Linked DNA regions of Homo sapiens: region 1 is linked to region 2. The links are chromatin loops, found by intact Hi-C in ENCODE. Cell type or tissue: endothelial cell of umbilical vein. All regions are shown on one strand. Each heading gives the region's core, and the rest is flanking DNA. Links, peaks and the distances in the headings are about the cores only.

Evidence for each region. Peaks named below come from ENCODE experiments on the same cell type or tissue, not always from the same donor. Only the 100,000 strongest peaks of a DNase experiment are listed, where the experiment ranks them.
Region 1: it touches region 2 in a loop (2.4-fold over the local background); 1 of 110 quality-filtered maps calls a loop at or near these places.

What each region holds. Positions count from the first base shown.
Region 1 is chr1:223,829,230-223,834,229 of GRCh38, reverse strand. All of the region lies in intron 1 of TP53BP2 (tumor protein p53 binding protein 2), which reads left to right. Among named protein-coding and RNA genes, the nearest start is that of TP53BP2, 14 kb to the left of the region's middle. In endothelial cell of umbilical vein, for the core only: no CTCF peak of the experiment used is centred there; a DNase peak (open chromatin) is centred at 2,249; H3K27ac peaks cover 1,472 bases.
Region 2 is chr1:224,047,243-224,055,518 of GRCh38, reverse strand. No RefSeq gene overlaps it. Among named protein-coding and RNA genes, the nearest start is that of FBXO28, 63 kb to the left of the region's middle. In endothelial cell of umbilical vein, for the core only: a CTCF peak has its summit at 4,505; DNase peaks (open chromatin) are centred at 2,528 and 4,528; H3K27ac peaks cover 1,625 bases.

The DNA.
Region 1 (5,000 bases), core at 1-5,000, 220 kb after region 2:
ATGTTGTAAATCACTACTCTAGTGACTTTTCCCTTGCAATAAAGTCCGTACTCCTTATTCTTGACCTACAAGGCCCTGCCTGAGCTACCCCCTGTTCTCCCTGCCCTCATTGGCATAAGTCTGTATTCCTGATGTGGCGTTTTTTTCTGGTCATGGAATAGTCCAAGTTCATTACCACCTCTGGGCCTTTGATGAAATGTCTTCCTTCAGATGTTTCAAGTGGCTGTGGCTTCTTCAGTCTCAGCTCAAAAGTCCCCTTCACCCTGAGGTGTCTTTCCTAATCATGATCAGCCATCCTCCCCTCATCACTTCCATAATTCTTTATCATATCGCTTTATATACCATGCTCATTTGTGTGCTACCAGCCTCTCTTCTCTGCCCTAAAGAAGGCAAGCTTTTTCATCACTGTGTTCCTTTTGCTTTAACTGTCCTTTCTTAATAGGTATTTAGTAAGTACTAACGGGTGAATGAACGAAACTTCTTGTTGAAGTCAGCAAGAAGTTAGGATTGAGGGGAAGGCATAGAACCAGGAGCTTCTTTGGCATGGCTGGCTTTGATAGGATATGACTCCTATAGGTTTCTATGTAGAGGTCCCTGTTACCTATTCATGTATATGAAGTGGTTCTTTTACCAGACATCTATGACCAGCAGGCTACTTTATGATTTTTTCCTTAATTAAAGTAACTACTTCATATTTGCTCTATCATTTTTTTCCAGAATGTTGACTATTTCAGAATATGATTGTGTGCTCCAGATGATATTGAATGGATGGTCAGGATAGTCCATGCCTGATTAACATTTTTAACAGAATATTGTTCAAATTGATATTGAGACTTCACGTTATTGATTTCTGAATTCTACTAACTTGCTGTAAGTGAGCAAAGGAATAGTTTATGAAGTAAAAAAAATCCTTTGAATATGACTTTATGATTTTGCTTTAAATAAACTCAGATGTAACTGATAGGAACTGATGGGTTAATGTTAAAAATATGCCATCATATAAAGTGGTACACTTAGTGTAGAAGTAGGTTTAATATCATTGAGCCTTAATAGAACATCGGTATACATAACTTATGGTAATTGGTGAATATTTTTAAAAGCAGTTTAATGGCTCCAAGAGTAAACTCTAGAGAAACAGCTAAGAAATCATGATAGGCCTTTGTAAGCAGTGATTCTCTGATAACTTTAATAAGGTTGGGACCCATCGTCAGGGAGGTAGAGAGTGTCTCTTTGAGGGAAAGGACTCAAATATGTAGTGTCCCTGTGGCTCCTGAGGAAGGTTCCACAGAGACCCCTGTGGGTTGCCTACTCAGATATTGGGGAGACGAGGAAGGACAGCTCAAGCTCAAGCTGGGGTAGTGGAGCAGCACACTTCTTGCAGAAGACTGGCAGCCTAGCTCACAGCTAGGGTGCAGCATGTCTGAATTAGGGAGCCAAGCTCATGAGTGCCCTTGGTGTGCAGACTCAGCTGGCAGAGTGAGCATTGGAGCAGAGCTCCAGGTCTGTGCAGAGACAGGCAGAGTACTCTTGAGGACTGGAAGGGTCGGCATCTCCTTCCTAAACCCCGCCCAGTGTTAGAAGTCATAGTTGGGCTAAATGGCTGTGTATGAGTTTGAAAGAAACTTTGGTTATATCTTAATTTAATCCCCACTCTGTATCACAGTGTTGGGAGAGGTGTTTTTGCTTGACTGGGTTATAGGAAGCCTAGTGGCATTCTCCTCTTACAAGAAATATTTTCGGGCCTGCCTCCATAAGGGGTACAACAAAATATAGAAACTGAAGTAATAGTTTTACATTTATCTTTCTGCAGAGGAATTGTGAAACACAGAAACCATTCAGATTTTCCCCTAATCTCTCTACAAGCATAATCGCCTGGCTATTCCTGTGGTATTTCTTGTGAGTTGCAAAATTTGGGGAGGATTTGTGTCACTCTTTTTATAGATTGTTCATTTCATAATTTTCTGTTTCTTCCTCTTAGGTAAACTTGAAGGATTTGAGTTTTTGTAAATGAAAACTCTGAAGGTGCTGTTGTAGAGCGTAATTTCCCTTTGGTGACAGGGAACATCTTATACTCTTGGTTCCTTTCTTCTTTCTGTAGAACTTCACATGATTTTCTGAATCAAATGAATAAATGTTAGCCTCTGACTCATCTTGTAAATGCCCTAATCAGTTTTTTTTTTGTATTTCCTCTTAGAAAAGTCTTTCAGATTTTGATCTGAAATAATTCCTCTTTAAAATGAGTCATTCTTATGTTGATAGCATAACATCATAGTTACAGTACATACATGCTCTATAAACACAGGACTCTTAAAATAAATCTATGACCCATTGTTTTTAAATGAAAATTATCTGTGACTTTGAATTTTTGGAAGGGCACATCTTCATCTAGATATGACTGACATGAATTACTATGCAGTGTGCCTGTAGGTGGCCTGGCACAACTTAACACAGTGTTTTTTTTTTTTTTTTATCTTTCCTTCGACTTTCCTTCTCTTGAGATAGATGACTATAGGAGGTAGAAACAAGTTGTAATCACATTTACCATTTTTAATGAAATATTTTCATGTTCTTTTATCCCAGTTTGTATTAACTATACTTTTAAATTATACATTATTATAAAAATATTTTACTGTTGAGATTTTAAAAATTTAAAAGTGATAGCTATACTTGCCTCTGGTGTCGCTGATTTTCTGTGTATTTCATACAGGTCAGTATATATATATATATATATATATATATATATATATATTTTTTTTTTTTTTTAGATGGTACATATGTGTGTGCATGTGTACACACAGACACACATATTTTTACTTTTTTTTTTTTTTTTGGGAGACAGCGTCTTGCTCTGTCGCCCAAGCTGGAGTGTAGTGGCATGATCATAGCTCACTATAACCTTGAATTCCTGGGGTCAAGTGATCCTCCCACCTCGGCCTCTTCAGTAGCTAGGACGGACTACAGGTACATGCTACCACACCGAGCTATTTTTTTTTTTTTTTTTAATATAAATGGGGAAATGGGGTCTTACTGTGTTGCCCAGGCTGGCCTCTAGCTCCTGGCCTGAAGTGATCCTCCCGCCTCAGCCTCCCAAAATACTGAGATTACAGGCAGGAGCCACCCTGCCTGCTTTTTGAGAAAGAGTCTCACTCTCTCTCCCAGGCTGGAGTGCAGTGGCGCGATCTCGGCTCACTGCAAGCTCCGCCTCCCAGGTTCATGCCATTCTCCTGCCCCAGCCTCCTGAGTAGCTGGGACTACAGGCGCCCGCCACCATGCCCGGCTAATTTTTTTGTATTTTTAGTAGAGACGGGTTTCACCGTGTTAGCCAAGATGGTCTTGATCTCCTGACCTCGTGATCCTCCTGCCTCGGCCTCCCAAAGTTCTGGGATTACAGGCGTGAGCCACTGTGCCCGGCCGATGGTACATATATTTTTAAAGTTAAAAACACTTAGTATTGTTCTGTTTTATAACTTTTTCTTAACATTTTCCTAACACTCTATTTATACTTACAGGAGTTGGTGGCTGGACATAGTCCTTCTGGCAAATGATTTTAATTTACTTAACTTTTTCCCTGTTTAAAGACTTTTCCATGTTTTTGTATATTTAGTTTTCCATCTTACTATATATAGACCTCACACTATAGTGAAAATCTTCAGGCATTTAGAGTTTTTCTTCATTTCAGTTTTTTTTTTTTTAGGATAAATTCCCAGGAGTAAGGTCATGAGATATACATAATTCTGTGGCTTTTGATACATGATTTATTTTACTTTCTAAGTAGGATTTTTAATAATTTATAGTACTACCATCGTATCTTTGAGTAAATAACTTTTGTACAACCTCATCTATGTTGGATCTTGTCTTTTAATTGAAGACAATTTACTACAGGTTGAGCATCCTTAATCCAAAAATCTGAAATCTGAAATGCTCCAGAATTGAAAACTTTCTGAGTGCCTACATGATGCTCAAAGGAAATGCACATTGGTGCATTTTGGATTTTGGATATTTGGATTGGGGTGCTCAACTGCTTATCCATATATTCTAAAATCCGAAAAAATTCTGAAATACGAGACACTTCTGGTCCCAAGCGTTTCAGATAGGGGATACTCAACCTGTAGCTGTTAAGTGGTACCTCATTGTTTTAATTAATATTTATTTCCCTGCATGTCTTCATATTTGTATTGTCTTGTGGGATCTGTCATTTATATCTTCTGCTCTTAAGTATGCTTTAGAGTTTATTGTTTATTGATGAATGTCTTCTCTTTGTGTTCCTGCTATAAAAAATGATGTTCCTGATTTCTAAGTTCAAAGGAAGTTAACATTTTAATGTGTATGTGGTCACCAAGAAGGGCTGATCTAATATGCACTTTTTCTACCTGGGGAAGAAAAACTGTACTCTGTTACCAAGTAAGCAAGATGTCACGAGCCTTTTCAGATGTCCCAGCAATTTGCTGTCCTTGTAGTATGGGTAAATCTGTAACAGCTGTTTTTTTTTTTTTTTGACCTGATTATTGCTGCACTCTTTATGATGAAAACAATTTACCTCAAAAGTTGGCAGGAACACATTTATAATTTGATTCAATGAGAATAGTAGGATTTCTCACAACAGCTTCCCAGAGGCTTTAACTCTAGGGAACCCCATTTTGCTTGGTTCCTTATGGGAAAGGAGCTAATGAAGTCATCTTACATTCTTGAGAATATGGTATTTAAAGAACATATAGTGTCAGGAGAAGGCATTTTGGAAGTAAAGTTATGACAGATAATTTAAAAACATTATTTCCTTATGCTTACTATTAATTTGTGCCTGTTTGTTGAAACCTCGTCTACCTCAGTTCATAATCATCTTTTTCATTTCTGAATTTCCATTTTACCCACATTCTCATTCATGTAATAGAGTACTAAACATATAAAAATATATATATAGCTTTTGAGACAGGGTCTCACTCTGATACCCAGACTAGCATGCAGTGATCTCCTGGACTCAGGTGACCCTCCCACCTCAGCTT
Region 2 (8,276 bases), core at 2,007-7,006:
CTATGCTCTTGTTGCCCAGTCTGGAGTGCAATGGTGTGACCTCAGCTCACTGCAAACTCTGCCTCCCGGGTTCAAGCGATTCTCATGCCTCAGCCTCCCAAGTAGCTGGGATTACAGGCATGCGCCACCACACAGGGCTAATTTTGTATTTTTAGTAGAGGCGGGGTTTCACCATGTTGTCCAGGCTGGTCTCAAACTCCTGACCTCAGGTGATCCACTGGCCTCGGCCTCCCAAAGTGCTGGGATTACAAGCGTGAGCCACCGCGCCTGGCTCATCCACTACTATTATTTGTGAACATAGAAGGGCAAACTCTCCATTGGACCAGATGGGTACAGGACCTCAGGATTAATTAGGAGAACCTATGAGGCAAATCAATGCCTTCTCTCTAATGAGGGAAAAAAGCTGGTAGACCCACGGTATGGTCTGGCTCTGTGTCCCCACCCAAATCTCATCTTGAATTGTAATCCAAATTGTAATCCCCACATGTTGGGGGAGTGACCTCTTGGAAGGTAATTAGATCATGGGGGTGGTTCCACCCCATGCCATTCTCATGATAATGAGTGAGTACCATGAGATCTGATGGTTTTATAAACGTCTGGCATTCCCCCTGCTGGCACTTCTTCTCTCTCCTGCTACCATGTGAAGAAGGACTTGTTTGTTTCCCCATTCACCATGATTGTAAGTTTCCCAAGGCCTCCTCAGCCATGTGGATCTGTGAGTCAACTAAATTTCTTTCCTTTGTAAACTACCCAGTCTCGTGTATTTCTTCATAGCAGTGTGAAAATGAACTCATACAGTCCATGTAACCAAATAACCGAATCCCTTTCCCAATGATCACTATTACTACTCAACTTAAAAATGCTACTGATAGGAGAGTTGCAGGTAAACTCTCACCTTTTCTTACATGAATAATCTATCAGAAAATAGAGGTGAAGGATCTGATTTTTGAATGTTCCATTTTTGTGTTTTCTCTTTTCTCTTTCTAGAAATAATCCCAAACTTACAGCAGTGTTATGAAAAAAATTTCCACATTGCTTTACCCCAATTCTTAACATTTTGCCACATTTGCCTATCACTCCCTATGTTATTACTCTCTACGTATTCACATTACTTTTTTCCTAAATGATTGGTGCCCTTCTATGTCAAAATACTTTAGCAGAAATCTCCTAAGAACGTTCTCCTGCATAACTACATGTATTAGTCTGTTCTCAGGCTGCTATGAAGAATTACCTAAGACTGGGTAATTTATGAAGAAAAGAGGTTTCATTGACTCACAGTTCTGCAGGCTGTACAGGAAACATGACTGGGAGGCTTCAGAAACTTACAATCAGGGAGGAAGGTGAAGGGGAAGCAAGTGTGTTTTACCATGGTGAGGCAGGAGAGAGAGAGAGTGAAGGGGAAAGTGCTATGCACTTTCAAACAACCAGATCTTGTGATTACTCTATCACGAGAACAGCAAGGGGGAAGTCTGTCCCCATGATCCAATCACCTCCCACCAGGCCCCTCCTCCGACATGCAGGGATTACAATTCGACATGAGATTTGGGTGGGGACACAGAGCCAAACCCTATCACCGTGGCTCAATTAGAAAATTCAGGAAATTTAACCTAGATATAATATTGTTATCTAATATACAGTCCCTGTTCAAATTTTACCACTTGTCTTAATAATCTCCTTGAGATGACTCTTTAGTCTCCTTTAATCTGGAACAACTCCTCAGCTTTGGTTTATTTTTCATGACCTTGCTGTTAGGTGTGTAGGCCTGTAGTTTTAGAGACTGTCTCTCCGTTTGGGTTTGTTTCATGTTTTCTCATGATGAGATTCAGGCTATACATGAGAACATGGTGACAATAGCCGGAAGTGGTGGTTCATCCTTCCTGGGGCTGTACATCAGGAAACTCATAACTGTCAGTTTGTCCTGCTGTTGATGATGTTAATTATTTTCTGACGTTTTGATCGTTGACAAGCAGTATAAGAACCAGGGAAACAAAGAATAACCAATGTGTTGGAATCCAGTTAAGTGGAAGGACTTCTTAGGCGAGTGCCATGCATTACCTGAATTTTTTTGGTGTCTCTGTTTCCAAGTTTCCTTTTGGACACACCTTCTCATTTTCAATTTGTTTGGGAAAAGTAAATAATGATAGTACTGTGGCAAGATGAATTTAAGGAAGAAGGCTTTGAAACATCTCCTGACTAAGCCCAGGCTGGAGAAGATGGACTGAAGGGCTGGTGAAACCCCATCTTTGAGTAGCAGGTGTTAAGGTGGATGGGGTCATGAAGGGCATACTCTGGTCCTGGGACTTACCAAAGCCACAGGTGGACCCAAAGATGGGGAGGAGGGGCCTGATCCCCCCCTTAATGCCTTCTTTCATTCACATCCTGCATTCTAATGTACAACTGGTGCTTGCCATCCTGTTTCACACTTCTGGCCTTTACACAGGCATGCTGGTCCAAATGGATGGGAAGAGGAGGGACTCATGTTTTTTGAGCTTCTGCTGTGATCCACTCACTTTCATGACAAATAGATGAGGAATGGTCAGCTGAGTAATCAGGAAGTAGACCTCAGCGGAAAAGGGAATCAAACAAAAGCCCAGGGAGTCAGGTGTCAGTGTCCAGAAGTTCCTTTTGAAAGAGACTTTCCTTATCTTTTAAAATGCTTTTTACTTATTATTATTATTATTATTATTATTATTTTAGAGACAGGGTATACCTCTGTTGCCCAGGCTGGAGTGCGGTGGCGTGATCATAGCTGACTGCAGCCTCGACCTCCTGGGCTTAAGTGATTCTTCCATCTCAGCCTCCCGAGCAGCTGGGATTCATGCGTTTTTAATGTCATATCAGGACTTGTCACTTGGTGGGAGGGAGGGGGGAGCTGTCTTTCAGGCAGAGAGACCTCGCTGAGGGTACTAATAATAATTCTATCAAAAATAGACCTGAAATTAAATGCTGCTATTTTAATTACTCAAACTATCTCAAAGGATATTCAAGAGTTGACTGAATGATGGGAATAGTGTTCAATAATGAATGAGTCACTAAAAAAAGATAGTGAAACAAAACACATATTTGTCTTTGTGAATCAAACAGTTATCATTGTTATTGTTTAATAACAAAATATGTATATTGCCATGTTTCTGGAGAAGAATTAGAGGATGTGCTGAAGCAAAGGGATGGTTTTGACTATTTAAATGCTAAATCTTGCTCATTCACATGCAATAGTAATGAATTCTGCATGTGGCATTTTCAGAGGAAAGAAGATAGAGATATAGCTTGAGTATCCTTTATCAGAAATGCTTAGGACCAGAAGTGTTTCAGATTTTGGACTTTTTCAGATTTTGGAATATTTGCATAATGAGATATCTTGGAGCTGGGACCCAAGTCTAAGCATGAAATTAATTTGTTTCATATACATCTTATATACATAGCCTGAAGGTAATTTTATACAGTATTTTATTATTTATTTACTTATTGAGACAGGGTCTTGCTCTGTTGCCCAGGCTGGAGTGCAGTTGTGCAATCTTGGCACCTTGCAACCTCTACCTCCCTGCAACCTCTACCTCCCTGCAACCTCCACTTCCCTTCAACCTCCACCTCCCAAGCTCAAGGGATCCTCCCACCTCAGCCTCCTGAGTAGCTACAGGCGCACACCACCACGCCCAGCTAATTTTTTTATTTTTTATTTTTATTTTTTGAGACAGAGTTTTGCTCGTCGCCCAGGCTGGAGTGCAATGGCGCAATCTCGGCTCACTGTAACCTCTTCCCGGGTTCAAGCGATTCTCCTGCCTTAGCCTCCCCAGTAGCTGGGATTACAGGCACCCGCCATCACGCCGGGCTAATTTTTGTATTTTTAGTAGAGACGGGGTTTCACCATGTTGGCCAGGCTGGTCTCAAACTCCTGACCTCAAGTGATCCACCCGCCTCGGCCCCCTAAAGTGCTGGGATTACAAGCGTGGGCCACTGTGCCCGGCCAGCCTGGCTAATTTTTTTGTATTTTTGGTAGAGATGGGGTTTTGCCATGTTGCCCAGGCTGATCTCGAACTCCTGAGCTCAAGTGACCCACTTGCCTCGGCCTCCCAAAGTGCTGGAATTATAGGCTTGAGCTACTATGCCTGGTCTGTTTTATGCAATATTTTAAATAATTCTGTGCATGAAACAAAGTTTTGGCTGTTTTGACTGTGATCTGTCACTTGAAGGCAGGTGTGGAATTTTCCACTTGTGGTATCAGGTCAGCTCTCAAAAAGTTTCAGATTTAGGAGAATTTTGAATTTTGGATTTTTGGATTAGGGATGTTCAACCTGTTTTATGCTGATTGAATGTGAGAGAAGGCATGACTGAGGACCCTGGCAAAAATGAAGAGGAAGTAACAGGATTTGCAGGAAATAGTTATAATCTGTTAAGATACTTCTGTGTGTATGTGAAGCTAACCAATACATTGTGGTCAGTCTAGGTCCTATTTAGTTTTTCTTGCTGCAGCTGCCCTCCAGGAATCAACTGAGCTGTAATTTTCTGATATAGCCACCAGGTGGCCTTTAATTCCCTTGGGTGCCTGCAGGACAAGTCGAGCCGGCCAACTGGCCTGTCCCGGGTCCCAAGGTGGGTGGGGGCATTAGTAATTAATCCTGTCCTGGATATTCTTTCTTCTGCCAGTACTGACGTATTACTGTGCCCATCTGGTCCTCCTTGTTCTGTTGGACTGCCTGCCAGATGGATAGGGTCTCTTCTGTGAATTTAAACAACCATTCACACAACCTAATGAATACATTATAAACTATTTCCACTCCTCCAAATTAATTTTCTACTTTTGATCATGTCTCTACATAGACTTATATAATTGTAACAAGTGTTCATCCGTTATTTGGTATACTGCTTTTAATTCAATATTACCTAATATGCTAGAATTAGTCTATCTACATACTTACATTTTAGAAAGTAAAATCATGGCTGGATGCGGTGACTCACGCCTGTAATCCCAGTACTTTTGGAGGCCAAGGTGGGTGCATCATGAGGTCAGGAGTTCAAGACAAGCCTGGCCAACATGGTGAAACCCCGTCTCTACTAAAAATACAAAAAATAGCTGGAAAAAGTGGTGTGTGCCTGTAATCCCAGCTACTCAGGAGGCTGAGACAGGAGAATCGCTTGAACCCAGGAGGTGGAGGTTGCAGTGAGCTGAGACCTTGCCATTGCACTCCAGCCTGAGTGACAGAGGAAGACTCTGTCTCAAAAAACAAAAAGTACAATCATGTTTTATTATACTTCTAATTTTGTTCATTAACGTAAGTAGCATTGATATGAATGTGGGAACTTTGGACCCAAAGTAGAACTAGAGGATCAAAGAATGATTTTATAATTCTTATGTATTCCCAAGTTGCCTTACAGAAATAAAACATTCTATTTAATTACCATTTTTTCCTAAAGCCGCTAACCCCCAATAAACAAGTAAGTTGTTGGTGCCGGTGTCTTGAAAAGTTGTCAAATGCCTCCCTCCCCATCTCCTCTTCTTACCACTTGCCCTCTTTTCTGTGCAGCTGACATGCAAACTTGCTCCTTCCATAAGAGTTGGCAGGATGGGAACTTTCATGTATTTGAGCAGATGTGTATCAGCATTATTTGGGAAAAGGTATGCACACATCATTCAAATGAGTGGAACCATTTGGAAAGCTCCAGTTTTATTGGTTTTCATTATTGATAGTATAATGCTTCTTGATGTTGCCTAAATCTGTGTTTCTTTCATTAGTAACAAGGCTCGGCCCTCCCCAGCAATTAACCTGTCTGTATTTACTTGTCTGAAACCACTTAACAACTCTGACCACTCATCAGGGGAAATCTGAGCACTAATGTTATCCATTTTTTAATACTATGTTGGTAAGTTATGTTTTTCACGCCTATTTTTCTAATTTTTAATTTTCATTAAAACCTTTAAGTTACATTTTTCTAGTGAAGAAACTGTTTACTTGAATAATTACTTATGTTTAAATAGCTTAATAAAAATCCAAAAAGTTTAAGAGAGCATAAGTGAAAAGTTGTTTCAACATCAACCACCACACCCCCACCAAGTCTTCCAGCTTCCTTCCCTAGAAGCAACCACTGTTTTGGTTTTTGTTTTCATGTTCTTGTAGATATATTTAATGGATATAAACTATATATATATATATCCTTTTGTTTTTAAACACCGAGAGTAGCTACAAATACATCATGTTAGTGCATTGCCTTTTAAAAAATTTAACAATGTATCTTGGACATGTTTCCATGTCAAGATGTATGAATTATCTCATTGTTTTAACAGCTGGGTAGTATTTCATTGTATGGATGGATATGTTGTAATTCAGTAAACAGTTTCTTTTTTCTTTTCTTTTCTTTTTTTTTTATTTGAGACAGAGTCTCGCTCTGTTGCCCATGCTGGAGTGCAGTGGCACGATCTCTGCTCACCGCAAGCTCCGCCTCCCGGGTTCACGCCATTCTCCTGCCTCAGCCTCCCGAGTAGCCGGGACTACAGGCGCCCGCCACCACGCCCGGCTAATTTTTTTTTGTATTTTTAGTAGAGACGGGATTTCATCGTGTTAGCCAGGATGGTCTGGATCTCCCGACCTCGTGATCTGCCCGCCTCAGCCTCCCAAAGTGCTGGGATTACAGGCATGAGCCGGTATCCGTAAATTTCTGTTGCTACAAATAGTAGTGTAATCAATATCCTGGTGTACACATTTTTGCATCCATCCATGTGTGTCTGTAGGATAATTTTTTTTTTTTTTTTGATGGAGTCTTGCTTCTTCACCCAGGCTGGAGTGCAATGGTGCGATCTTGGCTCACTGCAAACTCCGCCTCCCGTGTTCAAGCAATTCTCCTGCCTCAGCCTCCCAAGTAGCTGGGATTACAGGCACATGCCAGCACACCCGGATAATTTTTGTATTTTTAGTAGAGACGGGGTTTCACCATGTTGGCCAGGCTGGTCTCAAACTCCTGACCTCAAGTGATCCGCCTACCTCAGCCTCCCAAAGTGCTGGGATTACAGGCGTGAGCCACCGCGCCCAGTTAGGATAAATGTTTAGAAGAGAAATTATGCGTCAAAAGTATCTGAATTTGAAATTTGGTAGCTATTACCATTTTCTCCCCCTTTGAGTTTTTTTCATTTGCATTTTAAACATTTAAAGTCAGCAATATTTTAAAAATTGCCTTTATTTTTTAGAGCAGTTTTAAGTTCACAGCAAAATTGAGCAGGAGGTACAGAGATTTCCAGTACGTCCTCTGCCCCACACATGCATAGCCTTCCCCATTGTCAACATTCCCCACCAGATGGGGTACACTTATTACAATCGATGAACCTACATTCACTCATCATTACCACCCAGAGTCCATAGTTTATCTTAGAGTTTACTCTCCATGTTGTACATTCTGTGGGTTTGGACAAATGTATAATGACATGTATTCACTATTATAGCATCATATGTAGTAGCTTCACTACACAAAAAATCCTCTGTGATCCACCTATTCATCCCTCTGTCCTCCTAACTCCCGGCAACTGCTGATCTTTTTACTATCTTCATAGTTTTGCCCTTCTAGAGTGTTATATAGTTGGAATCATACAGTACGTGGCCTTTTCACATTGGCTTCTTTTACTCAGTAAAATCTTGGTTGCTTCAAGTTTTGGCAATTATGAATAAAGCTGCTATAAACATTGGTGTATAGGTTTTTGTGTGGACATAAGTTTTCAATTCCTTTGGGTAAATACCAAGGAATGTAATTGCTGGATCATGTGGTAAAAGCATGTTTAGTTTTGTAAGAAATCACCAAACTGTCTAACGCTGTAATGGCCTTTTAGAAAAAAAGAAAACAAACAAAAGAAACCACCAAATTGTTTTCCACAGTAGCTGTACCATTTTGCATTTCCATCAGTAATGAACAAGAGTTCCTGTTGCTCCGTATTCTCACCAGCATTTGATGTCAGTGCTCTGCATTTTGGCCAATCAAATAGATGTGTAGAGTATCTTGTTGTTTCAAGGTTAAGCATTTTTTGATATAAGAAGCCAACTTTTTTTTTTTTTTTTTTTTTTTGAGACAGAGTCTTACTCTGTTACCTAGGCTGGAGTGCAGTGGGGTGATCTTGGCTCACAGCAACCTCCGCCTCCTGGGTTTAAGCAATTCTTGTGCCTCAGCCTCCAAGTAGCTGGGATTACAGGTGTGTGTCACCAGGCCCGGTTAATTTTTGTATTTTTAGTAAAGACGGGGTTTCGCCATGTTGGCCAGGCTGGTCTCTAATGCCTGGCCTCAAGGGATCCATCTGCCTC